Linked DNA regions of Mus musculus: region 1 is linked to region 2. Evidence: chromatin loops called from intact Hi-C (ENCODE). Cell type or tissue: left cerebral cortex. All regions are shown on one strand. Links, peaks and the distances in the headings refer to the core of each region. The heading gives the core; the rest is flanking DNA. Region 1 holds the start of Stx1b (syntaxin 1B). Region 2 holds the start of Zfp668 (zinc finger protein 668).

The links. A loop is a pair of places that touch in the nucleus more often than their neighbours do. Peaks named below come from ENCODE experiments on the same cell type or tissue, not always from the same donor. Only the 100,000 strongest peaks of a DNase experiment are listed, where the experiment ranks them.
Region 1: it touches region 2 in a loop (2.0-fold over the local background); 2 of 42 quality-filtered maps call a loop at or near these places.

Annotation. Positions count from the first base shown.
Region 1 is chr7:127,816,760-127,831,656 of GRCm38, forward strand. It overlaps Stx1b (syntaxin 1B), which reads right to left and starts at 7,772. Exons shown (of 10, transcript NM_024414.2): 1 at 7,501-7,772. The coding sequence starts at 7,530. In left cerebral cortex, for the core only: a CTCF peak has its summit at 7,294 (motif pointing left); DNase peaks (open chromatin) are centred at 5,745, 5,959, 6,303, 6,668 and 4 more places; H3K4me3 peaks cover 3,299 bases; H3K27ac peaks cover 2,629 bases.
Region 2 is chr7:127,868,919-127,883,815 of GRCm38, forward strand. It overlaps Zfp668 (zinc finger protein 668), which reads right to left and starts at 7,918. Exons shown (of 3, transcript NM_146259.4): 1 at 7,129-7,918. It overlaps Zfp646 (zinc finger protein 646), which reads left to right and starts at 8,783. Exons shown (of 3, transcript NM_172749.4): 1 at 8,783-9,189; 2 at 9,652-14,897. The coding sequence starts at 9,735. In left cerebral cortex, for the core only: no CTCF peak of the experiment used is centred there; DNase peaks (open chromatin) are centred at 6,849, 7,370, 7,727 and 7,922; H3K4me3 peaks cover 3,268 bases; H3K27ac peaks cover 2,587 bases.

The DNA of each region.
Region 1 (14,897 bases), core at 2,726-10,725, 52 kb before region 2:
GACAGAGCCAGATGGGACCAAGATGCAACTAAGACACTAAGATCACTTGGGATCTGCCAAGTAAGGGCAGCTCTGAGACCAGCATAACCCAGAGAGGACCTCCTGTGGCAGGCCAAAGTCACCTGTTTCTCAAACCGAGCTCAAAGGTCTCAAAGAGGCCGGGCGTGGTGGCGCACGCCTTTAATCCCAGCACTTGGGAGGCAGAGGCAGGTGGATTTCTGAGTTCGAGGCCAGCCTGGTCTACAAAGTGAGTTCCAGGACAGCCAGGGCTATACAGAGAAACCCTGTCTCGAAAAACCAAAAAAAAAAAAAAAAAAAAAAAAAAGGTCTCAAAGACCCTGCTAGGAGTTTTGGCTTCTCCAGCCTCCACCTGCCTCAGGACAGACACCAGAAGACGTTGGCCCTGGAAGCCTGTCAGGAGCTGGGCTCATTTGTAGGATGTACCAGTTTCTCATCGCGATTTTCCGGTGTCTCCTCCTCCAGGGCCACAGACTCCTGCTGACCTTCTCCTCCTCCTCCCTCCCACCTACTCTTGGCCAGCTTCACGCATGGCAGGGGAACCTCTGACAGCCTAGGAACCCGGGAACCTTCCTCTTCTCTGTCTCTTTCCCTTCCCATGCCAACTCCAGGAAGTCCTTCCTAAAGTCTTATTTCAGTCTCGCCTGTTTTCAAAGCCTTAGATTCTTCCTAGAGTATCCAGGCTGCCTATTTACTTGCCCTTGAGACAGGAAAAAAGGTAGAAGGGCCTAAGGTGATTTGGTTTGGCTAATGACCACAAGGAAAGCTAAAACTCCTGTGTACACGGATACTCACGGCTGTAATCCCTTCTGATCCTCACCACCACAGCCCAGTGAGAAAAGCTGGGCAAACACTGTTCCCATTTCATAGATGAAGGAGCACGGAGCCCGGTGGGCAAAGGACAATGACTTGCCCAAGGGCACCAGGCAGATTGGGACCAGGACACCATGGTCTGGCCACCCTAGTTCTGCTCCCCTGAAGGCTCTTCAGCAACCATTTGCATGGGCTCATTTCCTCCTGGGCCAGTTCCTACTCAGGCCTCTGCATCCTGACCAGCCAAGCTAGCAACGTCACCTACCAGTGCCTCTGCATGCATCTTACATTCTCGGTATGTCTTTGGATCTTCACCAAAACTCTCTAGAGAGAGGGGCTGGAGCCATGGCTTGGCTGTTAAGAATGTGTATTGGTCTTGGAGAGGACCCAAGTTCAGTTCTCAGTACCCATGTTGGGCAGCTAACAAGCACCTGCTTGTAACTCCATTCCAGGGGATCCAATGCCCTCTTCTGGTCTCTACAGGCTCCTGTACTCATGTGTGTTCTCTCTCTCTCTCTCTCTCTCTCTCTCTCTCTCTCTCTCTCTTTCGCTCGCTCGGTGTGATGGCACACACCTTTTAGATCCAACAGTCAGGAGACAGAGGCAGGCAGACCTCTGAGTTTGAGGCCATCCTTGTCTACAGAGTTACAGAGTTCCAGGACCTCCGGGGCTGCACAGAGAAACCTTGTTTCAACAACAACAACAACAAAATAAATTAAATAAATAAATAGATAGATAAATAGATAAAGAAATAAATAAATAAAATCATTTTGTTAAATCTTAAACAAAAACAGGGTCTGGAGAGATGGCTCAGTGTGTGAAGGGCAGGGGCTGCCTAGCCTGCACAGGATCCTGATCAGCTGGGACTACAGAGTAAAATCCTGTCTCCAAAGCAGGCTTATACCTGGCAGGCCCGCACTGTTAACTACAATAGAGGCAGAGGGAGGTGGGTCTCTGTGACTTCGAGGCCACTCTGGTCTACACAGCCAGTGCCAAGCCACACAGGACTAACATAGTAAATGCCTGCCTAAAGCATACAAACGAACTCTGTGACAACCACTGGCCAGCACAACTGCAACACTGACAAATACTGCAGAGGCTGATGGAGTGCCGGGTGCACTCTGAAGTGCTCGGTGTAGTCCTGCATGCGCTTGCCCGTTTAATTGACTTAAAAAAAAGAGAGTTTACTTTATGTGCATTGGTGCTTTGTCTGCATGTCTATCTGTGCGAGTGTGCCAGATCTCTTAGAACTGGAGTTGCAGATGGTGGGGAACTGCCATGTGGGTGCTGGGAATTGAACCCAGGTTCTCTGGAAGAACAGTTAGTGCTCTTAACTGCTGAGCCATCTCTCCAACCCCATTTAATTCACTCTTGACCTCTTTCTGTCTGTCTGTCTGTATCTGTCTCCCCCCACCTCCACCGGCCCTTCCCTTGGTGGGGTGTGTGTGTGTGTGTGTGTGTGTGTGAGCTAAAGTCCCAGCTCCTGTTTTTCTGAAAGTCTTACTGTAGCTCAAGGTAGCCTTTAACTTGGAATCCTCCTGCCTCTGTTTCACATCACCACCAGACCCATTCATTTAATTCTTACAACAGTCTCCCGAGATAGACATTATCACAGCCCTCTTTTATAAATGGAAGAACTTTAAGTAGAGAGAGGCCAAAAAGCCCACACCAGTTCAGCAGCTGACCAGCCTTGTGGGCTTCCACCCTCCAGGCCTCACACCTTCCTCTGTCAAGCTGCAGTCCCCTCCCGCAGAGCCCCTCCAGGACCCCCCTGCAAACGCGCACAGGGAAATGCCTACAGCTGCCAGGGAGAGAATCTTTGATGAGGGTGGACTGTGACAGGTGAGGAGACAGCTTAGACACACTGCCCTGTTGCCTGAGGCCTCACAGCAAACAAAGCCAGAGGTTGAGTTTGAAGTGGGGACCTGTCAAGTCTCCAGGTTTTTTCCATCCATCCTGCCAACATGCGGAAGTCCCTCTGTCCTTACTTGGCCACAAAGACAACTATCCTGCCCACAGTCTTTTGCTCTATTTCTCTGTCCCTCCCCCCACTTCTTGCTAGGGCCTCACTGTGTGGCCCAGAGTAGCCTTGAACTTGCAGCAATCCTCCTGCCTCACCCTCTCAAGTGTTAGGATTCAGCCATGATCCCATATCCAGTATGCAGTTCCTCACATTTAACCTCACAACCATCCAATGAGGTAGATGCTCTTATTCCTATTCGACAGATGAAGAAACCGAGGCACAGAAAGATTACATAACTTGTGCAAGGGTGGTCAGCCAAAAAGGTGTTGGTGGATGTCAGGGCATTGCTTGTCACTGTCCACCAATTGGTGAACACCGGGAAGGACTTGATTAATAAAGCTTTTGTCACTGAGGCTTCACTGCCTTGAGGGGCATCCAATCCAATTCCCCAGCCTCCTTAAAGTCAAGTTTTCCACATCAGCAACAAGAGGGTCCTAGTGTGTGTGTGTGTGTGTTCCCGAGTGCATGTTCACAAATGTGTGTTTACAAACATGTGTTCAGGAGCTGGAAAGATGGCTGAGCTGGAGAGATGGCTCAGCGGTTAAGAGCACCGACTGCTCTTCCTAAGGTCCTGAGTTCAAATCCCAGCAACCACCTGGTGGCTCATAACCATCCATAATGAGATCTGATACCCTCTTCTAGTGTGTCTGAAGACAGCTACAGTGTCTTACATATAACAATAAATAAATCTTAAAAAAAGGGCTGGAGAGATGGCTCAGTGGGTAAGAGCACCCGACTGCTCTTCCGAAGGTCCAGAGTTCAAATCCCAGCAACCACATGGTGGCTCACAACCATCCGTAACAAGATCTGACTCCCTCTTCTGGTGTGTCTGAAGACAGCTACAATGTACTCACATATAATAAATAAATAAATCTTTAAAAAAAAAAAAAAAAAAAAAAAATCTTAAAAAAAAAAAATGTGTTCAGGCTGGAGAGATGGCTCAGCGGTTAAGAGCACTGACTGCTCTTCTGAAAGTCCTGAGTTCAAATCCTAGCAACCACATGGTGGCTCACAACCATCCGAAATGAGATCTAACACCCTCTTCCGATGTGTCTGGAATAAATCTTTGAAAAGAAAACAAGTGTGTGTTTGTGTATATACACATCCTTACACACACTACCATACACTGTCCACCCAGACCTCATCATCTTGTCCATCAGACGCTCTTATGTGTCCCTCAGGATTCTGTCCATCCGAATCCTTCGCTTGGGCCTCCGCTCCCCTAGTCTCCCATGGCCCATGGTGCAGCCCAGCCCCACTTCCTCTTCTCCTCCGCAGCCCACCCCCACCCTGATCCTCTTCCTGCCTCCCCGCATCCCTCATGCATCTAACAACTGTGTATGATGGGTACCGGGGATGAACATGCCTGGGAAGGAAGGGCTTGCCTCCAAGGAGCTGACTGTCCGGTGGGGGAGGGGGAGACAAACAATGAGAAGTGAATAAAAAACAGCAGCTCATGATGGGGAGTAACTGGACAGACAGGAGGATGTGATGGAGGCAAGCATAATGGCCGGGAAGGGTCTTTCTGAGGAGGTGACATCTGAGTTGTGTCCAGTTATGCTGTAATTTGGGAGAAACTGAATTTAAGGCAATGGGAGTCACACTCTGGGCAGTAGAGCTCGAGGCAGGAAAAGGCCCAGTGCCCTGGAGGTTATGAATGTTCTCTGCGGACTCTTACAAGCCAGAGCTTCCTCTCTTTCTGGCCTCCCCTAGTCCCCCTCCTCCTTCCTCCCCCTCCCCCTCCCCCCAGCCCGGACTGGCCCTCCTGTTTTCTCTGTGGCCTGAGGTTCCATATCCAGCATAGAACCTCCAAACCGAACCTGCTGGGCAACCTGAGACAGGAAGCTGTTCAACACCAGCTCCACCAACTGCAGGACCGACCTGCGCGCGCCTCTGTCTGTCAAGTCTGTCTCTTTCCTGTAGCCCTCAGGTAACTCCAAAATCAAAATCCATTAGGAGACATCCAAACGGGCTTCTGTAATGTTCCAGAGGAACCGGAAAGTCACCTAGGAATAGCAACCCCAGAGCGCTGCTGTGCACTAGGCCCTTCCTTAGACAGCTTGGAAGTATTAATTAACTTTTAATTCTCAAAATGATCCTGTGAAATGAGGTGGCACTTTACTCTCAAATGGCACAGGGGGAAACTGAGGCTTAGAAGTAGCTCTATGACAGAGTACCTGCCTAGTGAATTCAATACCCTCCGGTCAATCCCCCAGTACCCACACACACACACACACACACACACACACACTCCCCAAAACAAACAAAAACACACCCACTACCACCAAACTACCCCGAGAGTACCAGACATGCCAAGTACTGTGCCCAAGGTCACAGGTGAAATAACTAACAAACTGCCTTCTAAGTCTGAGTCCTCAACCTCTAAATGATAAACAGATTTGAAAACTCCTTGGCGAGACAAGCAGGCCCCTGGGCTAGCACTCCTGATGCCCCTCACCATGCCCTCCCCTCCCCTCCCCTCCAGCTCACTGCCTTCCCACAGCATGGCTTTCAACTCTGGCAGACACTCTTAACACTCCAGACATCTGGAGCTCCTACCCACCCCACCTGCACCCTCCCCAATCTCCACTCTCCCAAATTGTGAGTAACAGCAAAGCCATCAGTATTTACCCAATCTCCCCCCCCCCGCCCCGTAACCCCCCAGCCCCCAGCTCTCCACATCATTTGCCTACTGCCCTAGCCACCTGGCTTCCTCCACCCCCACCCCCTCCGGCAGCCCTGGCCACAGGTTTCTTCACCTCTGGGCAGGGAGCCCTGACTCACTCAGAGTTCTCCCCACTCTGTCTCCCTCTCCCTCTAATTATACCACACTTCCACCCCCACCTTATCGCATTTCTCTAGGTTTGGGAGTCATGGAATATTCTTGGCTGCTGGAGATCTGAGTTCGAATTCTATTTTCTCCCTTGTTTAGTTGTGTGGCTTGGGGAAATCTTTAAACCCTCTGGGCTTCAGTTTTCCTGAATATTAGACAAGGCAGACTCTCTGTCTACCTTACCAGGAAGTTGGTTGGGATCTAATGGGATTGCCATGACAACCTGCTTTGCAAACTGCACCTGGAGGGGGGGCGGTTAGGATACTGAGGCTGCTGGTCTGGGTTTGAATCCTGCCTTTTTCTAGCTCTGTAACTTTGGCCAAGTTCCTTAATGTCTCTGAGCCTCTGTTCCCTTTTCTGTGAGATGAGATCATGCTAACACCAGCCTCATAAGATTGCCGGGAATCAGAGGTGATTTCCTATAAAACACACACAGTACAGTTGCCATTGCTACTATGGTTTTCCTCACGCAGTAAATACTCCTTCACATCTCCTCCCTCACAGTCAGCTCCTTCATTCTCCCCACTTCCTCTCCAAAGAGCCACTGTGTTCCTTCCCCGTATGGCCTGTGAACCAGGGTCCCCAACTCCAGGCCCAACCTTTGGAGGCTTCCAACAACACTCTAAAACTTGTGTTTCAAAGGCCGGAGGGTGTAGTCCCATGGTCAACTCGGCAGCCTGGAGGCCCCTGAGCCATTTGACCTGTACCACACACATACTTGCTTGATGACCTTGGGCCAGTCCCTTCCCATCCCTGAACCTCAGTTTCCCAATCTGTCACGTAGAGTAACAATCCCTTGGAATTCTGACATATCCCAATCCAGAGGCCACTGTCACACAGCAAACTGGAACCTCAAGCTCCTTGGGCTCATGTCATTCTTAAAATGTCTCGGCACCCTCCCTGCCCAAAACCATTCTCAGCAGGCGAGCACAGTCCCTCCAAAGAGCAGCCTCCCCTGCAGCCCCCCACCTTTCCTCCTCCAGCTCTGCTGGCCAACCGCCTGGAGCCTGGCCCCTGGCTTCCAGCAGCCTGCCCCTGGCTGCTCCCATGCTCCAGTTCCCCCAAGCACTGTGTGGCCTATGTCACACAACCCAATTCTGTGACCTGGTGGATGGATCTTTCTCTCCTCTCTCACCTTTGGGGTCACCTAAGCTGAGGCTCTGGCCCAGGGGAACTCAGTCACACACACACACACACACACACACACACACACTCCCCCTCTGAGCAGTGCCCTCTCCCCACGGAGCAACATACCAGTGCGCGTGCGCGTGGACACACACACACACACACACACACACACACCACCACCACCACCACCACCACCACCACCACCAGTACCACCACACACTTCATTCACTGCCAGGTGCTGGCATCTAGTTCCAACCTGTGTCCTCCATAGCATCCCAAATCTGGGTCCTCCTGGACCCGGCCTGGCCAGCAACCACCCCCTCCATCCGCCTAATTTGACAAGCCTGCTCTAGGGGATGATGGTGTCCCCCAATCCTCTCTTGACATTCACTTTCTCCCACCCCCAGGTTAGATTCTAGGGTCCTCCCGGGCATTTGGGCTGCCCAGGCCCCTGAGACCTCTCCTGCCCCCTTGTGTCTTAATGGCCTCCAACTCCTTCCAGCCACTGTCCTCCAATTGCAGGTTCACTGGAGATACCAGGTGCCAGGAGATGTGAGGGCTCCTGGCTTCCAACCTCTAGTCTCATCATTTGCTCCCCATGTCTCAGAACCTCCCCCACTCCATCCCCCAAGCGCTCCCCAAATACAGGGTCCCGCCTCCCCACCTCTCCCACCCCTTAGCTCACACTCCGCAGCTCCTGAGTCCGATCCTTCATCCTGCGACGGGCTCCTCCTCCCCTTCTTCGTCCTCCCGCCTCCGCTGCTGCTCTCTGCCTCTTGCCTCTGTCCTGGAGGCCGGGGTCTGGGGGCACCGGGCTAGACCTCCGAGGGATGTGCGGATAAGGTGCGCGGCGGGGGGGCGGGGAGCTAAGGCCAGGCAGAGACAGGGGCCTGGGCCGACTGGGCTCTGCCTAGGCTGCGGTGGCGATGCGGCTGCGGCACAGGGTTGGATGGAGGGATGCGGGAGCCGAGGCGCGGGGGAGGGGGGCGGAGGGAGGTGAGGAGGAAGGGAGGGAGGGGGAGCGGAGGGGGCGGGGAGCAGGGGGCATGCGCAGCGCCCCGGGCTGGGGGCGCCTGGGGGTTGTAGTCCGGGGAGGGGCACCCAAGGGAGGGGCACTGGGGAGGCCCAGAAGTTGGGAGGGGGGAGCCCAAGAAGCTCGGAGAGATGCAGAGGCAGGGATAGAGATGCTGGGTAAACTGCAGTTGGGGTGGACCGTCAGAGAAGGTCTAAGGCAATGAACTAAGGGACTAACCTGAGAGGAGCGGAGTGTCTGTGAGCCTACGCAGGACTTCCTTTTATCCTGTCCCTTCGGCTCTGCGGAAGAGTCTTTTGGGCATTAGAAATAACAAACCTGACCCTGTATGTGGCTATTGCTTGCTGAGAAGGACATGGGGCTTGTTCTGTACATCCTTTGTCACCCTACCTGAGAGTGCCCTGGCACTGGTGGATCTCAGCTTGTCAACCCCCAAGAACAGAGTGGTCACTACCTGCTGAGACTTTTGGTCTGGGATTTTGGATGACTGTGTTAAAAATGATATTTATCTTGGCCTAGAGTGAATCTCAGTGGTATATGCTTGCCTGCAAGGCCCTGGGTTCCATCCCCCAAGCCGGGGGTTGGGGTGAGGATGGGGATGCAGAAGGAAGGAAGATGTCTGCTGGGAGTAGAATCTTTGGTGGTGGTGGGGGTGTAGAATCTTGAATCTGGTGCTGCAGAAGGTCCAGAGAGCCTGCCACCCTCTGCTCTCCCTCCTTCCATCCTATCCTTAAATATTACTTCAGTTCTTCTTCTCATGGCAGTGGGGTTTGGACTCCCAGTTGGGTGGGCTTCCACCCTGCTTTTGCCAAATACCCAGTAACTACCTTAAGACACCATTCATCTGTGTCATGGCAGGCAGGGCCTACCGTCTGTGACCTTCAACAGTTCCTACAGCCAAGACAAGACTCTCTTCTTGTCTCCTCACCTCGCCTGCCCCCGCCCCCCACGTCCCACGCCCTTAACCTCTGAGTTCTGCCTCCCCCCTCCCTCCAGTTCTTCCTCTGATCTGTGACCCTCAGTCAGGGCTCCTGGGAGCTAAGTTATCTTCTTCCTTTTTAATCCCTCTGACTTTACGTACACGTGTATGTAGGTGTGCTCACTTGTACATGTGCACACATGTAGGTCAAAGGTCAGTGTTGGGTGGCTTCTGTCATTCCCCACCTTACTTGTAGTTTTTGTTTGTTTGTGTTGTTTGTTTTTTCGAGACAGGGTTTCTCTGTATAGCCCTGGCTGACCTCGAACTCAGAAATCCACCTCCCTCTGCCTCCCAAGTGCTGAGATTAAAGGTGTGCACCACCACGCCCTGCTTACTTGTAGTTTTTGTTTTAGAGACAGGCTCTTGCACTGAACCCAACCTTACACCATTTTTGATCTACTGGTTGAGCTGGGACCTTCCTGTTTCTGTGCCTCTGGGGCCTGCAGGCTTACAGGGGTATAGAGGTGTGCTCTTGTACACAGCTTCTGTGTGGATGCTGGAGATCTGACTCAGGTACACTTCACCCACTGAGCCTAGGTTCTCATCTTGGCCTACTGTACCTTCCTGCATCTTCATGCCTGTAGTACCCACTCACCTATACCTGTAAACCAGGGAATCTCAGAGAAAGGCACTGCTATAAGCCAGAGCCAAGAACACAGAGAAAAACCATGCTGGCAGAGCTTACCTATAGCGAGTATGGCCAGGACTCTGGTGTGGAGACCCCAGGGATAGTGGCCCAGAAGTGTTTCTTCCTGTTCTCATCCATGATGGCATCTCTACCTACCCAGCCACTCAGTGGAGCAGAACCTGTCCCTGTCTCCCTCCCCTCCCCACAGCGCTGCTGCTGTGTTCTGCGTATCCACCATGTCTTCCTCCCTACATGGTAACTCATCAGCCTCCTAGCCACTACTGCTACCCCAAGTGTGCAGATCAGCAAGCTGCGGGTTCAAAGGGTTAAGTAGCATTCCGATGTTGCAAGATGGGGTTCTCTTTGGCAGCATCTCCCTCCCTCCCTTTAATGCCAGAGTTTGAAGTTAGGCTTGTCACACGCCAGGTGAATGCTCTACCACTAAACTACAGCTCAGTCCTGGCTTGCCTTGTCCTGACCTTCCTCCTGTCGGAACTACTTCAGGCCAGCCTGTGCTCTCCTCACCTTCCTTCCACCTGGGCCACCAGGGACAGTCTTCATTGGTCTTCCCTCTTGAAGCCCCTTCCCTTTATGTCCTCCTTCCTCTCTGGATACTAGTCGTATCTCCAAGTTGTCTGAGTATGCTAATGTTACCTGTTGAGGCTCCGCCTCCCACAGCCCATGGCTTCTAGGATTATGCTCAAAAAACGAATCTAAGGTCTGACACGGTGGTGGCTGCCTGTAATCTAGGAAGAGGTCAAGTTGGAGGTCAGCCTGGTTATATATGGGGCTTTGATTCGAAAAAGAAACAAATGGGTTGAGAGACAATTCTGCAGTCAAGAGTGCTGGCTATCTTACAGATGACAAGCTTCAGATCTCAGCACCTCCATGGCTTTCACAACTGCCTGTAACTCCTGTCCTTGGCGATCTGATGCCTTCTTCTTGGCCTTCACAGGCACAGTACCCAGGTGGTACATTTACATACACACAGGCCTCACACACTTAAAATAAATACAAAATTAATGAGCTGGAGAGCTGCATCAGTGGTTAAAAGCACTTGTTACTCTTGCTGAGGACCTAGGTTCCGGTCCTAGGACCCACATGGCACTCACAACCATCAGTGACAATCACAGTGTGTTGGATGCCCTCTTCTGGCCTCCTCAGGCACTTTTTATGCATGTGGTACATATACATACATGCATGTGGTACATATACATACATGCAGGCAAAATACTCATAGGTTATAAAATAAAAATAAAAATTTAAAACAAATAAACACCCACTCTTCCATTTGGTTACGCCAATATCACCTACTTTTCCCTCCTCATCATTCTTTCTGCCAAGAAAGCATAGCCTGCAAGCATCTGCGACGCCCCACTGTGTGTTCACTGCATGTGGGATAGTACTGAGCCCCTTCCCTGACACTCATACTTCCATCCTGTGAGGCCAAGGTCCAGTCTCCCACCAGAACAGCACAGGCCTAATGGTTGTCTACATTCCCCCAGGCACTGACACAGACCAAGCACAAAGCTGTTGCTTACTAGAAATCTGAATAATGGGCATGTTGACTCACACCTTTTCCCAGGCACAAAGAGAAAGAAAATCATCCCACATTTGGTGTATTTGGCGTATTTCGTCTGCAGTGCTCACTGCTGGTATCCCCGGGACTTTGTGGATCCTTGAACACAGTGAGTTGACGCTGTGTGTTAAGTCAGAGGACAGAGTGAAGGGACACAGGAACAGCAGATGTGATGACAACAGTGACTCCTGTCATTGTCCAGAGATTTACTTATTCTCTGTGTAGCCCTGGCTGCCCTGGAACTCACTCTGTAGACCAGGCTGGCCTCGAACTCAGAAATCTGCCTGCCTCTGCCTCCCAAGTGCTGGGATTAAAGGCATGTGCCACCACTGCCCGGCTTATTTATTTACTTTTTAAAAGATTGGTGGTGGAGTGGAGAGATGGCTCAGCCGTTGAGAGCACTGACTGTTTGTTCTTCCAGAGGTTCTGAGTTCAATCCCCAGCAACCACATGGTAGCTCACAACCATCTGTAATGGGGTCTGATGCCCTCTTCCCATCTGTCTGAAGAGAGAGACAGTGTGCTCACATACATAAGAAGCTGTATGTGATGTGGTGTGGGGTTGAGCCTTGGGTATGATAAACAGACATTTTACCATTTACAGTTACAGTCCTTATTTTTAAAGATTGATGATGACTCCTGGGCCATACTCGGTCCAGATTTACTATTATTTTCAATATGTATATGGGTTTGTATATAGTGTACAGTGTATACACATGCATGCATGCATTCAAGCACATGAATGCAGGTACTTGGATCCTCTAGAGTTGAAGTTACAGGCAGTCGAGAGCTGCCCGACGTGGATGCTGTAAACCAAACTCAGACCCTCTGCAAGTGCAGTATGCTCTCCTAACTGCTAAACTGTCTCTCTAGCCCCTAATTTTAAAAACTTTTTAAAATTTTATTTAATGTGTATTTCTTTCTTTCTTTCTTTTTTGTTTTTTTTTTTTTTGTTTTTTTTTTTTTTAAGATTTATTTTATTTATTATATGTAAGTACACTGTAGCTGTCTTCAGACACTCCAGAAGAGGGAGTCAGATCTCGTGATCGGATGGTTGTGAGCCACCATGTGGTTGCTGGGATTTGAACTCCTGACCTTCGGAAGAGCAGTCGGGTGCTCTTACCCACTGAGCCATCTCACCAGCCCCTCTTTTTTGTTTTTGTTTGTTTGTTTCGAGACAGGGTTTCTCTGTGTAGCCCTGGCTGTCATGGAACTCACTTTGTAGACCAGGCTGGCCTCGAACTCAGAAATCTGCCTGCCTCTGCCTCCCGAGTGCTGGGATTAAAGGCATGCACCAGCACGCCCGGCCTTAATGTGTGTTTCATTTGCATGTATGTATGTTCACTATGCACGTGCCTGGTTCTCACGGAGGTCAGCAGACAGCATCAGACCCCTTGGAACTGGTGTTATGGATGGTTGTAAGCCACCGTGAGCTTGCTGGAAACTGAAGCTGGGTCCTCTGCAAGAGCAGCAAGTGCTCTTACCTGCTGAGCCATCTCTATAGCTCCTCCTTTAAAATTTTTATTTTGAGATAGAATATTGCCAATTTGCTCAGGCCAGCTTTGAACTTGTCCCTCTGCTGTAGCCTCCCAGGTAGCAGTAAAGGTGTATGTCAGGGTCATTGAGGTAGCTTGGCAGGTGGAGACACTTGCTATCACCTAAGATCTGATTTCAGTCCTTAGGACCCGTGATGAAGAGAGCAAGCTCACTCTAGCAGGTCATCCTCTGGCCTCCAGCCTTGCACTATGGTACACACACACTCACTCATAATAACTGATCCTTAAGGTGTGTGCCACCATGCTCAGATTGTTCGATTGTTTTTCATCTTGCTTGTGGTACTGGGGCTTGGATCCATAGCCCTGACTTAGGCAGACACTCACCAGATCCTTTAATGACTTCCACTGATCATGCCCAGGATCGCTTGAAATCTACCAAGTAAACCTATGGGTGAGCCTGCAGCACACATTAGCTTCTTTTGTAGTCTCTCCATGAGTCTTGGTATAACCAGGCAGCCCCACTTCGGAAGGACCCTCTTCCCTGTTGCTCATATTGGCACACGCTGCCATTTCTTTTTTTTTTTTTTTTTTTAAAGATTTATTTATTTATTATATGTAAGTACATTGTAGCTGTCTTCAGACACACCAGAAGAGGGAGTCAGATCTCGTTACGGATGGTTGTGAGCCACCATGTGGTTGCTGGGATTTGAACTCTGGACCTTCGGAAGAGCAGTCGGGTGCTCTAACCCACTGAGCCATCTCACCAGCCCACGCTGCCATTTCTTAAGGACCCTGAGTCCAGTCTTAAGTCATTGCCCACACTCTTCTGCCACCATGCCGTTCCTCATGATTCTCTCTCCTGGAGGTCTCGTCTCTATCATAGCCTTTACAGCTTAGCTTCTCCAGTTTTTTTAAAAATTATTTATTGTATGTATATGAGTACACTGTAGCTGTCTTCAAATACACCAGAAGAGGGCATTAGATCCCATTACAGATGGTTGTGAGCCACCATGTGGGTGCTGGGAATTGAACTCAGGACCTCTGGGAGAGCAGTCAATGCTCTTAACTGCTGAGCCATCTCTCCAGCCCTCGTAAGGAGTTTGAGGGAAAGCCTATTAGATTTGTAGATTGTGTAGCCCCTTTCCTATAAATTCTGATTCATGGAATCAGGTGTGGCCTGGGACTAAGGAATCGGAGTTCTTAGCAATTACCTCTGAGGGTTCTTATTTGCAATCAAGTTTGACAACTGTTGGATACTAGGCTCGCTGTTATGCTACAGAAACAAAAACAGAAACAAAACAGCAACAACAAAAAAATCTTCCAACCTCGAGTGATTTAAGAAGACAGAAATGTTTCAGGCTGGGTGTGGTAGCTCATGCCTTTAATTCCAGCACTCTGAATTCCTGGCTAGCCTGGTCTACAGAGTTCCCAGACAGCCAAAGCCACACAAAGAAACCCTGTCTTGAATACAGACTACAGAGATTCGCTTTCGTGGTGGGTCGAGTTTCTTTCAGAGATTCTGTTCTCAGGGAAGACCTGGTGCTTCAGGTGGGGGAGAGTTATGCACAGAGGATCCACCTGTGAACTCTGGCTCAATCTCTCTTCCATCTACACAGGACTTGCCGCAGCTTGCTTGTTCAGGAATGGGGAGCAGCTATCAGGCCTGATCATCCATTAGCTATGTCTAATGAAGCTCTGCTCCCTGTCCATCATGCTTTTGTGCTACTGACACAGCCGAGAGGAGAGCGAACATCAGCACTACCCTTGTGGAAAGCATGCCTGGCGTGTCTGAACCCCAGTTTCTTTCTTTCTTTCTTTCTTTCTTTCTTTCTTTCTTTCTTTCTTTCTTTCTTTAAGATTTATTTATTATATATGTAAGTACACTGTAGCTGTCTTCAGACACTCCAGAAGAGGGCGTCAGATCTCATTACATATAAATGGTTGTGAGCCACTATGTGGTTGCTGGGAATTGAACTCAGGACTTCTGGAAGAACAGTCGGTGTTCTTAACCTCTGAGCCATCCCTCCAGCCCCTGAACCCCAGTTTCTAAGTGTGTAAAATAGCTCTGATATCTTCCAGTTTGGGCATGGAGAAGAGACTCCTTGAGAAAATCTCCAATCAAGCAGTGACCCTTCCTGTTCCTCCATTGTTTCAGCCTGTTTCCAGATTTATCCGGATGACAAGGGTCTTGGAATTTGGTTTGATGTCACTTTTCTCACCATATTCATTGCTGCATGGAACCATTATGACCTGAAAGTGACTAAAATATTATTAACCATGGTGATGGTCTTTCTATGCTAACTTAAAGATTAATAGAGAATATTTACTAATTAATATTAAATAATTAAATTATTAAATAATTAAATCA
Region 2 (14,897 bases), core at 2,877-10,876:
GGTTCCACTACCCTCACAATGTTCCTTTCCTTTTTACCCACGGCCTAAGATCTCCAAATGCTCGGGAAAGACAGACTTGCTCCAGAGAAAGGAGGAACCAATGTTTAGGCAGGGTGGATGGCTATTTTTGGAGGTAATGGGTCTCCACTGTATGTTGGCCCAGTTCTGGAGGAGCAACTGCTCAGAGAATTCTGACCATTCATAGCTATAAGGCACACCACCCCAGATAGGAATTTTGGTCCATCCTCTGCACTGGAGTCCCTTTTAGTGGAGTCCCTTTTAGTCCCAGCTCTAAAACTCTGGTAGGAGCTCACTCACTCTTAAGGCAGCCTGACCTACTGCTGACAGTCCGAGCCTCTTCCTCAGTTACAACTGATGTGTCTGAGTTAGCGAGGCCTCCTGGGATACTAGCTCTTGCTGAGTCCCTACTTTCTGGCCAAGAGCCCAGACAACATCCACACAGCTGCTCCTAGGATCATAGTTGGGAAAAAATAGGATTAACAGCTGCATCAGTCTTAACACCCGCTCATCCTCCCAGAGAGATGAAGGGAAGAGGATTAGGGTAGATCCTCTTAAGAGAAGCTTAGATGTGGTGCTGGGGCAGGGGAGAGTGGGCAAGGAGAGCCAGGTGTGCCCAGAGGGTGGCAGGCCAGGTTGTGTTCAGACTTGTACATCACTGACTAGGCTCTGTTTACAGACCAGTGTCCTCATCTGTACACCACAGGAGCTGGGGTGGAGAAGGAGGATGGAGCCCATCCAAGAGGATGAGGGTGGGGTGGTGGTGGGGTTGGGGCCTATTCCAGAGAAGGTAATTATAGAAGCAGTTTACCTGGCTGACCAATGGAGCCCCTGAAAGGCTCTGTAGAGTCAGCACCATACCAGGAAGCATTGGGAAGGGAGGTGGGGTGGGGTAGGAGAGTAAGATTTGAACCCAGGGCCTAATACAGGCCAGATAAGTGTTCTACCACTGAGTCACATCTCTAGCTTCCTAAATTTCCCCAAAAGAAACAAAGCAAAGCAAAACAAAAGCCAGGCTGGGAGTGTAGGCCAGCAACAATGTTCTTCAATAGCACGCATGAGGCTCTGCTTGGTTCATCCCTAGGACAGCTCACATCCACTAAGTACTTGCCAAGTCCCACAGCATCCTAACCTTTTTACATCTATCTGTCAGTATACAGAGTTCTGTGCAACCCAGTATATTCTGAAGGCAAACCATCAGCTTCAAATCCAGCCCCTACCACTTCCCAGCTGATGTGACTTTTTGTTCAATTTACTGTGTATCTTAGAACCTCAGTTTTCTCCTCTGCAAAGTTGAGGTAACAAAGCACTAACACATGGGGCTGTGTGAGGACCGAATGGAATCAGACTGCTTCCCTCAACTATGGAGTCTTATCAGAAGTCATCAGCTGGGTGTGGCACCTGGCATGATTCTCACACAGCCTAAAATTGGAAGCCCTGACCTCATTTTATAGATGAGAGCGAGTTGAGTTCTGAGAGTAAAGAGACTTGTCAAGTCATACGGCTAGAAACTTAACATGGCTGAGCCTTAACTCTGGGGTTTAAAGTTTTTGAGCTCTTGCTCAGAAGTCTGGGACCAGACTGGAGAGATGGCTCCACAGTTAAGAGCACTGACTGCTCTTTGAGAGTTCCTGATTTCAATTCCCAGCAACCACAAGGTGGCTCACAACCATCTGTAATGGGATCTGATGCCCTCTTCTGGAGTGTCTTCAGACAGCAACAGTGGACTCCTAGAAGCATACTCTCGACCCTAATTCTTCTGAGTCTTAGGCAGGATGCTCTTTAGCTCCAAGCCAGCCTGGACTACAGAGCAAGGTCCTAATTTAATAAAAATAACAAGTGGTTGGAGAGATGGCGCTGTACTTAAGAGACTTGCTGCTCTTCCAGAGGGCCTGAGTCCAGTTCCCAGCACCCACACTGAGTGGCTCACAACTACCTGCAACTTCAGCTCACATGGATCTAGCTTCTGGCCCCTTGGGCATTTGTGGACGAGTCCAAACACAAATAAAGATTAAAAAACAAAACAAAACAAAAACAAAAACCAACCCTTTTGTAAAAAGCAAACAAAAAGAACCATCATCTAATGAAGGTGACATGGACACTGCAATCTGTATTTTTACTTTTGTTGTTATATTTTTATTTTATTATTTTTTTTTTTTTTGGGTGGGTGGGGTGTTGAGACAGGGTTTCTCTGTGTAGCCCTGGCTGTCCAGGAACTCACTCTATAGGCCAGGCTGGCCTCGAACGCAGAAATCCTCTGGCCTCTGCCCATCATATTTTTATTCTTTAAAAAAAAAAAAAAAAAAAAAAGGGCAGAGGTCGGAGAGATGTCTCAGTGGTTAAGAGCACAGACTGCTCTTCTGAAGGTCCTGAGTTCAAATCCCAGCAGCCAGGTGAGTTCAAAACTCACAACCATCTGTAATGAGATCCGATGTCCTCTTCTGGAGTGTCTGAAGACAGCTGCAGTGTACTCACATATAATAAATAAATAAATCTTTTAAAACAAGTCACATGCCGGGCATGGTGGCGCACACCTTTAATCCCAGCACTTGAGAGGCAGAGGCAGGCGAATTTCTGAGTTCAAGGGCAGCCTGGTCTACAGAGTGAGTTCTAGGACAGCCAGAGCTATACAGAGAAACCCTGTCTCGAAAAACCAAAAAAAAAAAAGAAAGAAAAAAAGAAAAAAAAAGTCACAGGCCAGAGAGATTGCCGAGCAGAGCACCCACTGGTCTTCTAGAACAATGGTGCTCAACCAGTGGGTCTCCAATGGCTTTGACAGGAGTCACCTAAGAACATCCGAAAACACAGTAGTTATATTAGAATTCATAGCAGTAGCAAATTACAGTTAGGAAGTAGTGGGGTCACTGCACCATGAAGAATTGTATTAAAGGGCAGCAGCGTTAGGAAGTTGAGAAGCACTGGACTGGAGGCTATGAATCCAGTTCGCACACCCATGCTAGACAGCTCACAGTGGTTAGGCTCCAGTGGACTGGACACTCCCCAACCCCACTGTTGCCACACCCTAGTCCTTTTCTCCTCCTCCTTTCTTTTATTTTCTTCTGGTTTTTCAAGACAGGGTTTCTCTATAGCCCTGGTGTTCTCAAACTCAGAGGTCCACCTGCCTTAGCCTCCCCAGTGCTAGGACTATAGGTGTGTGGCACCAAGCATATTTATTTGTATGTATGTAGGTATGCAGAGGACAACTGGGAGTCAGCTTGTTTTCCAACTTGTTGAGGTGGGTGGGGTCTCTTACTGTTGCTACACTGTGTAATCCAGGCTAGTTTGTTGACAAGCCTCTGTAGTACATCTCCCTATAGCAGTGCTCGATTACAGATGTGTACCACCAAATTTAGCTTTTGCCTCGGTTTGGGGGCTTGAACTCAGGTTGTCAGGTTTGTATGGCTAGTGTTTTAACAGGCCAAACCATCTCTGCAACCCTGAAACTGGTACGTTAAACAAACTCTCACCATTCCAACTAACATGTAAGAACTAGGTACGTGAGCCAGGATATAAAAGGGGAAAGTACTTGCCTGACAGTGTGCGGCACTGGGTTCTACTCTCAGAAACACAAACAAAAGAAAGAAACAAAGAGAAAGAGAGAGAACACATTTTTTAGATCTTCAAGTACTTCTAGGAGGAATCATTTTTACTACAACTCTATATAAAAATCCTCACAAGGGCCGGGCGGTGGTGGCGCACGCCTTTAGTCCCAGCACTTGGGAGGCAGAGGCAGGCGGATTTCTGAGTTCAAGGCCAGCCTGGTCTACAAAGTGAGTTCCAGGGCAGCCAGGACTACACAGAGAAACCCTGTCTCAAAAACCAGAAAAAAAAAAAAACAAACAAAACAAAACAAAAAAAAAAACCTCACAAGGCAGAAGAGTCCACAGCTAATTAAGATGCCCAAAGTCAAAGCTCAGCTCTTCCAACCCTAGAGCTGGAGCAGGACTCTATACAATCACTCTTTGCTCACTTAAAATTCTTCAGCAAAATCAGGACACTTCCCAGGACAAAGATCAGTACTTCTCTCTAACCCATCTCTCTCCTGCTCAGCTCTGTCCCATCCCTCACTTCCACTGCAAGGCTCCACACCTCCAGGCCTCCTGTCTTCGTTCTAGACTTCAGTTCCTTCCATGCTAGTCATTTATACTAGCAGTTCTACAGTGGAAACTGCTACCCCTCAGTCTCCTGACCTCTGTATCTCTGTATTTAACTCGTTGGTTACTTGGGTCTTGCTCCCACACACTTCCTCTATAAGGCTGTCTTTCTTTTTTTTCTTTAAAGACTGTATTTCCTCTCTTTGTTTATGTGTATGCACACTCACTAGAGGGTGTCGAGGGCAGAGGACAGCTTGCACAGTCAGTTCTCTCCTGTTACTAGATGGCTCTAGGAGGCTAAACTCAGGTCACCAAGCTTGGTTATCTCCCTCCCTCTAAGAAGGCCTTCCTGGGTGCTGGAGAGATGGCACAGTAGTTAGGAGCAATTGTTCTTGTTCCAGAGGACACAGATTCGGTTCCTATTACCCACAAGGTGGCTCACAAACACCTACAACTCCCATTTACAGGCATCAGGCATACACTTGGTACACATACATACATGTAAGCATCAGGCATACACTTGGTACACATACATACATGTAAGCATCAGGCATACACTTGGTACACATACATACATGTAAGCATCAGGCATACACTTGGTACACATACATACATGTAAGCATCAGGCATACACTTGGTACACATACATACATGTAAGCATCAGGCATACACTTGGTACACATACATACATGTAAGCATAACACTCATATACATAAAAAATAATGAAGGTTTTCTTGTCTACCTTGTTGTTGGAGGGGGTGTGCAGGATCTTACTATGTAGCTCAGGCTGGCCTTGATTCTTCTTCCTGCCTTAACCCCCTCAGTGTAGGGATTACAGCTGTGAATCCTGTACTTTGGCTCTATGTCTTTCTTCGTGGCACTGTTTGCAATTTCTAGCTTTGAGACAAAGTTTCACTATTAGCCTCAGCTGGCCTGGAACTCTCACCTGAGTGTTATAATGTTACTATGTGCACCACCACACCTCATATACTCCTTTCAGATAATGAGATGTTTATCCTAACTACATTTTAACTTCAAAAACCTTTTCTTTTAAGGTGCCGGCTTCCTGCCATGGATTACACATCATGTGTATTTTATGCACACTTAACTGACTTCTTTGACTTAAGTTCATGTCCTGATGCCTTAGAAGCCTGTTATAGCTGAGTATCTGTCTTCTAAAATTCTTATGTTGAAGCTCTAGCCGCACCAAGACTGTGTTTGCTAACAAGGTCTTTTCAGCAGTAATTAAGGTTCAATAAAGCCCTAAGGGGAGAGCTTCAGGCCGGAAGGTTAGGTTCCTGTTCTTGGGGCAAGAACAAGAACCCAAGATGCCCCAGTAGGTAAAGGCGTTTTCTGTCGAGGCTGAGTTGTATCCTCAGGACCCACATGATGGAAAGACAGAACCAATTCCAGTAAGTTGTTCTCTGACCTCCACACATGTGCTACAAAAACACACGAGATATAAGAGATAACACAGAAAAGCCAGGCAATTACCACAGACTTAGCTGGTATTTGAAGCCAAGTAGTCAGATATGGACATTTCTGCCATCTGTCCCCTTGACTATTGTAGCACTAGCATATGTTATTATTTGGTTCTTAATTTTTCACCTCCAGCAATCGGGTCCAGGGAACTTTGTTCTACGCACCTGTTACTCCAAAACTGTTTGGTGACTGAGAGCAAACTTCTGGTGGAATTCACACCCAGGTCTATAGCCTCTGCCTCTTCCACTGTAGGAGTTTGTGAGAGTCAGTCACCAACTATTTATTAACTTAAATGCCCCGTTTTTTACAAGGTCACATGGTTCAAGTATCACCCTAGTACTCCAATTTGTTTACTGTTGTGATGAAACCCAGTAAGAGAGATGACATTTTAATTTCTCACACGTTAATGAGACTCAGTGTCCCCAAAGCTGGGTTTGAGGGAGCAGCGCAGGTGTGGTAAAAAAAAAAAAAAAAAAAAAAAAAAAAAAAAAAGAGGCATCTAGATATAATCCTCAAATAGGTCAACATATAAGCCTCCCAAACCTTGAGCCTTTTGATGAAACTGTGTTGTGGTGAATGTTTAATGATATCCTAGGCCTAACAACCAGTCAGCTCACATGATCCCATTTTTCCACCCTCAGATTCTGTAGCAGCGTCCACTCTGGTCAGCAACCAAAGCTCCATCAACAATTCACAAACTTTACCACCTCCATATGCAATTCCCTTTGTCCCTCCTTTTCCTTCTCCCATGGGAAGATACTTGCATGCTTCCAATACTCCATTCCCCACAAAAATAATAACGAGCTGTAAGATGAGGGATGCATCGCGCTCGGGGACTCAATTTCTTCAGTGGAATAGTGGAACAGCATACGGGAGTTTGCAGGGCAGTAGGGCCTACCAGACTCTCTGAGGAGGGACAAGACCTGCAGAAACCCAGCGCTCCTCGCTCTCTGCAACCGTGTTTGTGCGGGTGTCCTCGCCAGACAGGCAGCCCCCGCAGAGCGGGGCTGTATGCTGACTCATTTGGGACTAAACCCTAGGATAACGTAGCTTCGGCGAGCGGAACAGGGCAGAATGAATGAAGAAGGAAGGCATGAAGAAATGAATGGACGGAGGATTCAGAGCAGGACAAAGACCTGCAAAATGGCGTTCTTTAGGACCGCGGGAGGGGCGGGCAGAACCTCGGACTGGGAGGGGGGGCGCAGCCGCCAAGGACTCGGCGACGAGGCCCTCGCCACTCAGACAAAAGCCCGGAACATGGCGGACTCTAGGACCCCCGGGTCCGCGCCGAGCAGGGCCGGCAGTCGCGTCCGCTGAGCCTGGGCATCCAAAGCACTGACCGGCGGGCACCGGGCGGGTTCTAGGACCTGCTGGGCCCGCAGCCCGCCCGAGGCCGCTCACGGCTCGCCCCGCCCGGGATGCTCGCGCCTGGTCAACTCCGTCCGCTCGGCAGCACACGTGAAGCCGGGAGCACCCCAAACCGCGTCGGGGGCCGCTGCCCGAGCCCCCGCGACTTCCCGCCGGCGTGTCCTACCTGGATCGGTTTTCGCAGGCTCCGCAGCTTTGGCGGCGGTGCCTGGCGCCGACGGAGCTCGGGACAGTCGGAGAGGGGCAGGCGCTAGGACCCGGAGGGAGGGCGGGGAGGGGCCGCCGGGCAGACGGCGGAAGTGGAAGGCCGCCTTCCTTGCTCGGGAGGAAGGAAAAACTTAGGGAAGCAGCCCCGAGCCTGCGGAAGCAGAGAAGTATCTTGCGAAGGGTTTCTGGGTGCTGAGGGGCTGGCACGCCGGGCTGATTGACGGCGGACACCCGCCAAGTCGCCGGAAGCGTCTGCAGGAGCTAGGAGGTGGGACGATGCGGAGAGGGCGCTCGGGCTTTGTGGTGCCCGCGTCCACGTCGAGTCCACATTTCCTCTAACAGCGAGGAAAGGACTCAGCGAGGATCCCTCCACGCCAGCCCTGGGAAGAAGCTTTTATGGAACCTCGTGAAAAGTGTCACCAAAGCGCCGTAGCCGGGGCTGCAGGGTCTTTCCTGTGACCGTACTGCCCGAATAAGCACGCGAAGGGTTTCAGCAGCTCTGGACGGAAGTGTGGCTTAAATCCATCCGAACGCCGCGCCGACCTGCGTGGGCGGAGCCAGAGCTGCGCCCGCAGCGGAGCGTGGGGGCTCACGCTGCCTGGGAGCTCCAGCATTCTGGAAATTGAGGCAGGAGGATTGCTCCGAGCTCGAGGCCGGCCCGGGCTGCAGAGTTAGACCCAGTCTCAAAACAACAAAAAGAAAACAAACAGTCGGGCCCACCCGGAACCTAGCGCCGGAAGCGTGTCCGTGCGGAAACACTGCCCGCGGGAGGGACAGGAAGTGTTCCCAGGCGGAAGTTTCGCGGGGAAGCATTAGCATCTAGGACACTTCCTGGTTCCTGGTAACAATAGGAAGTGTCCGCGGAACTGGGCTAGACTCTGGGTTCATACCAGCTGTCCCTGCTCCCTCTACCTCCTCCTCTCTCCCGCACCTTTCCCTCAGCTACCACTCCCGGGTACCCTGGCTGAGTGTGCGTGTGTATGGGCTCGAGAACTCTCGCACCAGCCACCACTTATGGCTCGCGGCTGCAGTTAGGGTAAGGGTCCCAGTGCGCAGGCGCGCTCCCGTTCACGACCTCCAACGGACGCGCCGGCGGCGGGAACCAGAAGGCACTCCTGGTGCGAGGTAGGGATCTAGAGAAGAAATTGGCAGAAAAGACGAGTGACTCTACAGGAATGTGATGGTGGTTGGTTAGGAAAAGGGGACTCGAGTGAAGGAGTTTTGAGAAGTGAGAATTCTGGGACCAGGCTCAGCTGGTGAGATTAGAAATAGTTGTGCTAGGGTCCCAGGAGACTAGTCAGCCCCGGAGAAAGGCCAGATGATGTGGCAGAAATGAATAGCTGCTGCTGGTTTTGGAATGAAGGTTGCCTCTTGAAGTGAGTTTATGTAAAAAAACGAGGTAACACGGCTTTGGATTTAGTGGTGTAAATGTACTTACAAGCTTATCATAGTGTCGCATGATTCTAGTCCCAGTTTGGGAAGCGAGGGCTACATAGTAAGACCCTGTCTGAAATGCCACCCACCCACCCCAAATACACTTGTGTAACAGCAGTGCTTGGCCCATGGTACTGTCCAGCCTGAGTTGCTATCATAATTTAGAGAAAAAGTAGAAGAGGGAATGAAAAGTGTTGGAGACAGCAAGGTAAGGTAGGTAGGGGATAGAAAAGGCAGAGAATAAAATGAACTTTCAACCTGAAATGGAATGGGATTAAATGTACTTAAAGGAAGTAAAACTAACGCCTAACAGGGAAACAGTGTGATGCTGAAAAGGCCAGGTTCATCCCTAAGAGGGCCTCTACCTTCTACAACACATAGGTGACCACTGAAGCCAGGTTCGTCCCTAAGAGGGCCTCTACCTTCTACAACACATAGGTGACCACTGAAGAAAGCAGCTGCTCTGCCATTCTTTTCAGACCACTCGGTTTAGCTGAAGAGTGAAGAAAGAAAGGTTGCACGTCTGTGTAAGGCCTGCCCAACAGTCGTGGCTGTCTCCTTCAATCTCAACTCTCAGGAGTCTGAGGTAGGAAAATTCATAAGTGTGAAACTAGTTTGGGCGACTGAGGGAATCCCAGAGCAGCTTGAACTTTACAGTGAGCTGAGACCATATCTCAAAAGCAAATAGTTCTGGTTCGTTGTTACAAAAACAAACACACACCTCATAGATTTTTGTTAGGTTGTCAGAATGATAGAGTGCACAGTCTGAAGATCAATAAGATCCATTATATATAACCTAAAAAACAAAATCAGTCTGTCTAGGCTCCAGATTTTATTTTCCTTATTTCTCTCAGGCTCTAGAGATGACTTAAACCTGGGGGAACATTTCTAGGAGTTTGTGCATAGCGAGGCTTTCTGAACCTCCAGACCTAAGAGAGAGCGGGTCCCTTGGCATGGATGTTTGGGGAACCTCTTTGCGACTTGCTTTAGTAACCAAGAAACAAAACTGACTCGATCCTTCCTTCTGACTACTGTCCCCCCTTTCTAGGCCTCAGCCCTTCTGCAGAGAGAATGCTGCTGCCACCTGTCTGTCCCTCCTGAGCCTCCAGGGGTTTTCTACCGCTTTGCCTCATGGAGGACATGCCCCTCTCATTCAGTTGCTCTGACTGTCAGCGCCACTTTCCTAACCTCCCAGAACTGGCACGGCATCGAGAACTGCGCCATTCATCTGCTAAGCAGGACGGGGAGGAAGCCGATGGCATCCCTCACCCCTATGGCAGTCACCCGGAGAACTTGGCCAACCATCAGAGGAACCATGAGACTCTTTTTTTCCCCTGTACCACCTGTGGCAAGGATTTTTCTAATCGCTTGGCCCTCCAGAGCCATATGAGGACTCATGCTCCTGAGAGCCACCGAAGGCACGGGCCTCCACATGCCATGGAAACCGCTCCACACCTTGGGAGTGAGACCATGGCTACTGACTCCTGGGGTCAGAGGCTTGGATCTGGGGAAGGCTGGGAAAATCAGACGAAGTTGGTACGAGAGACACATGACTGGGAATCTGGAGCTGACCCCAGGGCAGCGTCAGGGACGTGGGAAGATCCACCTACCAAACAAAGACAAGGCTTAGAAATGCAGCCAGATTCTAAAGGAGGTACGGCGGACTGGGTGCCCGCCGTCAGTTCCGAAGGAGCATCACCACTCCCCACTCCAGCGAGCAACCTTCTTAGCAATTTGGAACAGTATTTGGCTGAATCAGTAGTGAACTTCACAGAGGCCCAGGAGCCCACTGAGCCTCTTCCTACTGAGGGGGAGCGAAAGTACAGGTGCAGTGAGTGCGGGAAGACCTATAAGCATGCCGGGAGCCTCACCAACCACCGCCAGAGTCACACTCTGGGCATCTACCCTTGTTCCATCTGTTTCAAGGAGTTCTCTAACCTCATGGCCCTGAAGAACCACTCGAGACTCCATGCCCAGTATCGGCCTTACCACTGTCCTCACTGCCCCCGTGCCTTTCGGCTCCCCAGGGATCTGCTGGAACATCAGCAGTCCCATGAGGGGCTAAAGCAGGAACAACCATGGGAAGACAAAGAGATGCCTACCACAAATGGACACGCAGATGAGAGGAGTTGGGGTCAGCTATCTAAAACAGGGATGTTGAATGGTTCTGGGGAGCTCAGCTCTTCTGGACAGCTAGAAGATGGCGGCTCAGAGGAATATCGACCTTTCTGTTGTGGAGACTGTGGCCGTACCTACCGTCATGCAGGTAGTCTCATCAACCATCGAAAAAGCCACCAAACAGGTATCTACCCCTGTTCCATTTGTTCCAAGCAGCTATTCAATGCAGCTGCTCTGAAAAACCATATTCGTGCTCATCATAGACCCCGGCAAGGAGCTGGGGAAGGTGGTCAGTCATCAGTGTCCTCAACTGCTCTTACGTCAGCCGAGAATACTCCAAAAGTGGACGAGGTCCCCACTGCCAGCCTGGACCATCGTCCCTATAAGTGTAATGAGTGTGGTCGGGCTTACCGCCACAGAGGGAGCCTGGTGAACCACCGCCACAGCCACCGGACAGGAGAGTACCAGTGTTCACTTTGTCCTCGAAAATACCCCAACCTTATGGCTCTGCGCAACCATGTGCGGGTACATTGCAAGGCTACACGCCGAAGTACAGATCCAGGGACTGAAGGTTCACCCAGCCCTGTCAAGAAAGAACAACATGATCCAGTGGGAATGGAAGCAGCATTCCACGGAGATGAGGAACATGCATGCAAACGTGAAGAAGAGGCCACCAGTAACCCCTCAATGGCAGATAGGACAGTGCCACAGGTGTGTAGCATTTGTGGAATGTTGTTTGAAGATCTCAAAAGTCTCGAACATCATAGCGTGACCCACAGGGAAGGAGAAAAAAGCAGGACAGACAGCACGGTGTCACCAACTAGAACATTTGCTTGCCAAGACTGTGGCAAGAGCTATCGCCACTCAGGCAGCCTTATTAACCATAGGCAGACCCATCAGACAGGAGACTTCAGTTGTGGGGCCTGTGCCAAGCATTTCCATACCATGGCTGCGATGAAAAGCCATTTACGGCGTCACAGTCGGCAGTGGAACAGAAGGCGGCAGAAGCAAGATAGTGGTACAGGGGAAGTAGCCACGCTCCCACCTGGGGGCGCCTGGACCCTGAAGCTGGAAAACGACGAGGACCCAGATTCTTCCCAAGATCCTTTGGGAGAAAGTCCTTGTGAAACTGAAGACAACCTGGAAAGGGATGGGGACTGTTTGCAGGCTGGATCTAGAGGCAACGAATGTGTGCTTAAAAGGGAGGAAGCCTGTTTTCTGGGTGATAAAGAGGGCACTGAGGAAGGACTAGAAGAGAGAGAGGCCTGTTTCCTTGACGACCTAGGCACCCCAGGTGATGAGTGCAATGAAACTGGCTTCTGTGGTGGCCTCCCTGGGATGGACAGTGACCGGAAGAGGGGCATCTGCCACTCTGACTCCTCCTCCCACCCTGCTGACGCTGACACTGTCTGGAAGGCCGCAGCCACTCACACCTGTTCTGACTGTGGAGATTCTTTCTCCCATGCTGCTGGCCTGTTGAGCCATAGGTCCTGCCACCCTCCAGGCATCTATCAATGCTCTCTCTGTCCAAAGGAATTTGATTCTCTGCCTGCCCTTCGAAGTCACTTCCAGACCCATCGGCCAGGAGAGGTAGCCTCAGCACAGCCCTTCCTCTGCTGCCTGTGCGGTATGATCTTTCCTGGGAGGACTGGCTACAGGCGTCATCTGCGCCAGGCTCATGGAGCTTCTGCCATGACTGAGGGCTCAGAAGAAGAGGAGGAAGGCACAGCAGAAACAGCCTCTACCCATAGTCCTCCCCTGCAACTCTCAGAAGCAGAGCTGCTGAATCAACTGCAGCGTGAGGTGGAAGCTCTAGATGGAGCAGGTTATGGTCATATTTGTGGTTGCTGTGGTCAGACCTATGATGACCTGGGGAGCCTGGAGCGTCACCACCAAAGTCAAAGTTCTAGCAATAGGACAGAGAATGTTCCTAGCCATTTGGAAGGAGCAGGTGATGCAACAGAAATGGTTGCAGATCATGGCTTTGAGGGCACAGTGACCTCCGTCTCAGAAGAAGGTGGGGACATAAAGTCTGAAGAGGGAGTAGGTGGCACAGTTGCAGACAGCCTTTGCATGCAGGCTGGTGAAAGCTTTCTGGAGTCCCACCCTCGCCCTTTCCAATGTAACCAGTGTGGCAAGACCTATCGCCACGGAGGCAGCTTGGTAAACCACCGAAAGATCCACCAGACAGGTGATTTCATCTGTCCTGTCTGTTCCCGCTGCTACCCCAATCTGGCTGCCTACCGGAATCATCTGCGGAATCACCCTCGCTGCAAAGGCTCAGAGCCCCAAATGGGGCCCATCTCAGAAGCAGGAGGCTGCAGTGAGCCCCAGAATGCAGCAGAGGCAGGGCAGGAGCAGGCTGTCATAGGGCAACTCCAGGAAGAGCTTAAAGTGGAGCCCTTGGAGGAGCTGGCAGGTGTCAAAGAAGAAGTGTGGGAGGGGACCGCTGTAAAGGAAGAGGAGCTGGAGCAGGAGTTGGAGACAGGCTGTCAGACTGAGGTCACCTCGGAGCGGCCCTTTAGCTGTGAAGTGTGTGGCCGCACCTACAAGCATGCTGGCAGCCTTATCAATCACCGGCAGAGCCACCAGACTGGCCACTTTGGCTGCCAGGCCTGCTCCAAGGGTTTCTCAAACCTCATGTCACTCAAGAACCACCGGCGCATCCATGCAGACCCTCGACAGTTCCGCTGCAGTGAGTGTGGGAAAGCCTTTCGCCTGCGAAAGCAGCTGGCCAACCACCAGCGAGTCCATGCTGAGCGACGCAGGAGTAGGGGCACCCAGAAACTGACTCGTGAGGACCGGCCTTTCAGATGTGGGCAGTGTGGCCGGACTTACCGCCATGCTGGCAGTCTCATGAACCACCAGTGCAACCCTGAGGCCAGCCGTTACAGCTGCCCTTTCTGTTTTAAGACCTATTCCAACCGCACAGCCCTGAAAGACCATCAGAGGGTACATTCTGATAGTCAACAGCGGCGACAGTCAGGATGTCCCCAGAGGGCAGCAGCTGTACGTTGTACCCTATGTGGCTGTGGCTTTTCTGGCCAGGGATCTCTAGAGCAGCATCTACAGGAGCATGAGGACACCAAACTAGAGGTAGCCAGTGGCCAGGGAGGCCAACATGCTACAGAAGGCAGTGAGGAGAACCTTGATGACTGGGGACTGGAGGGCAGGTCAGATGGTACTGAGGTACTGCAGGTGGAACATGAAACCAAGAGGCCTGGGGGACACAGTCAGAGTCCCAGTAGCCCAGCGTGTTCAGGAGGCACAGAATCCACACAGCAGGTGGGGAAAGTAGATGGGAGTCAAGGAGACAGAGGACAAATGAACCACAATGGTGCCTGGGTTCTTCAGGATCAGTTAACCAAGCCAGAAGGCAAGTTGGAAGACACTGTCTCCAGGAATCCTTGTCACCTCTCTGAGAGCCAGTCCAATGGTCCTACTCTAAGATACAGGGATAGTTGGAAAGGTGCTGACAGCGGCTCTCAACTCCAACCAGAAAGCCACTGCTGCAGCCAGTGTGGCAAGGCCTACTGCCAACCTGATGGCCTCTTGAACCCCAGCATTAATGGGAAAGACTGTCACATTTGTCTGCTCTGTTCCAAAGAGTTCTTGAATCCTGTGACCACTGAGATCCACAACCACACTACTGCCCAGCGCTTTGCTTGTAGTAATTGTAGCAAAGTGTGTGAGTCCCACAGTGAACTGGCCACACACATGAAGACTCATGCTGTTGAGCACAGTCAGATGTCAGGTCAGATGGAGAAGACCAGAGGTCCACAGGCTGGGATGGCAGAGGTGGGTCCTCCTGGTCCAGGGAAAGCTCAGGAGGCCCCATCAGAACTTCCTGGAGACCCAGAGGAGAATGGGGTGCCAGCTAACGGAGGACAAGGAATACATTTCCCAGCAGCTGAAGACAAGGAGCGTCCCTTTTGCTGTGCTCAGTGTGGGCGTTCATACCGCCATGCCGGTAGCCTGCTGAACCACCAGAAGGCCCACACCATTGGACTCTACCCCTGTTCCCTGTGTCCCAAACTTCTGCCTAACCTGCTGTCTCTCAAGAACCACAGTCGGACCCACACGGACCCCAAGCGCTACAGCTGCAACATCTGTGGCAAGGCTTTCAGAACCGCTGCCCGGCTTCAGGGCCATGGACGGGTCCATGCACCCCAGGAG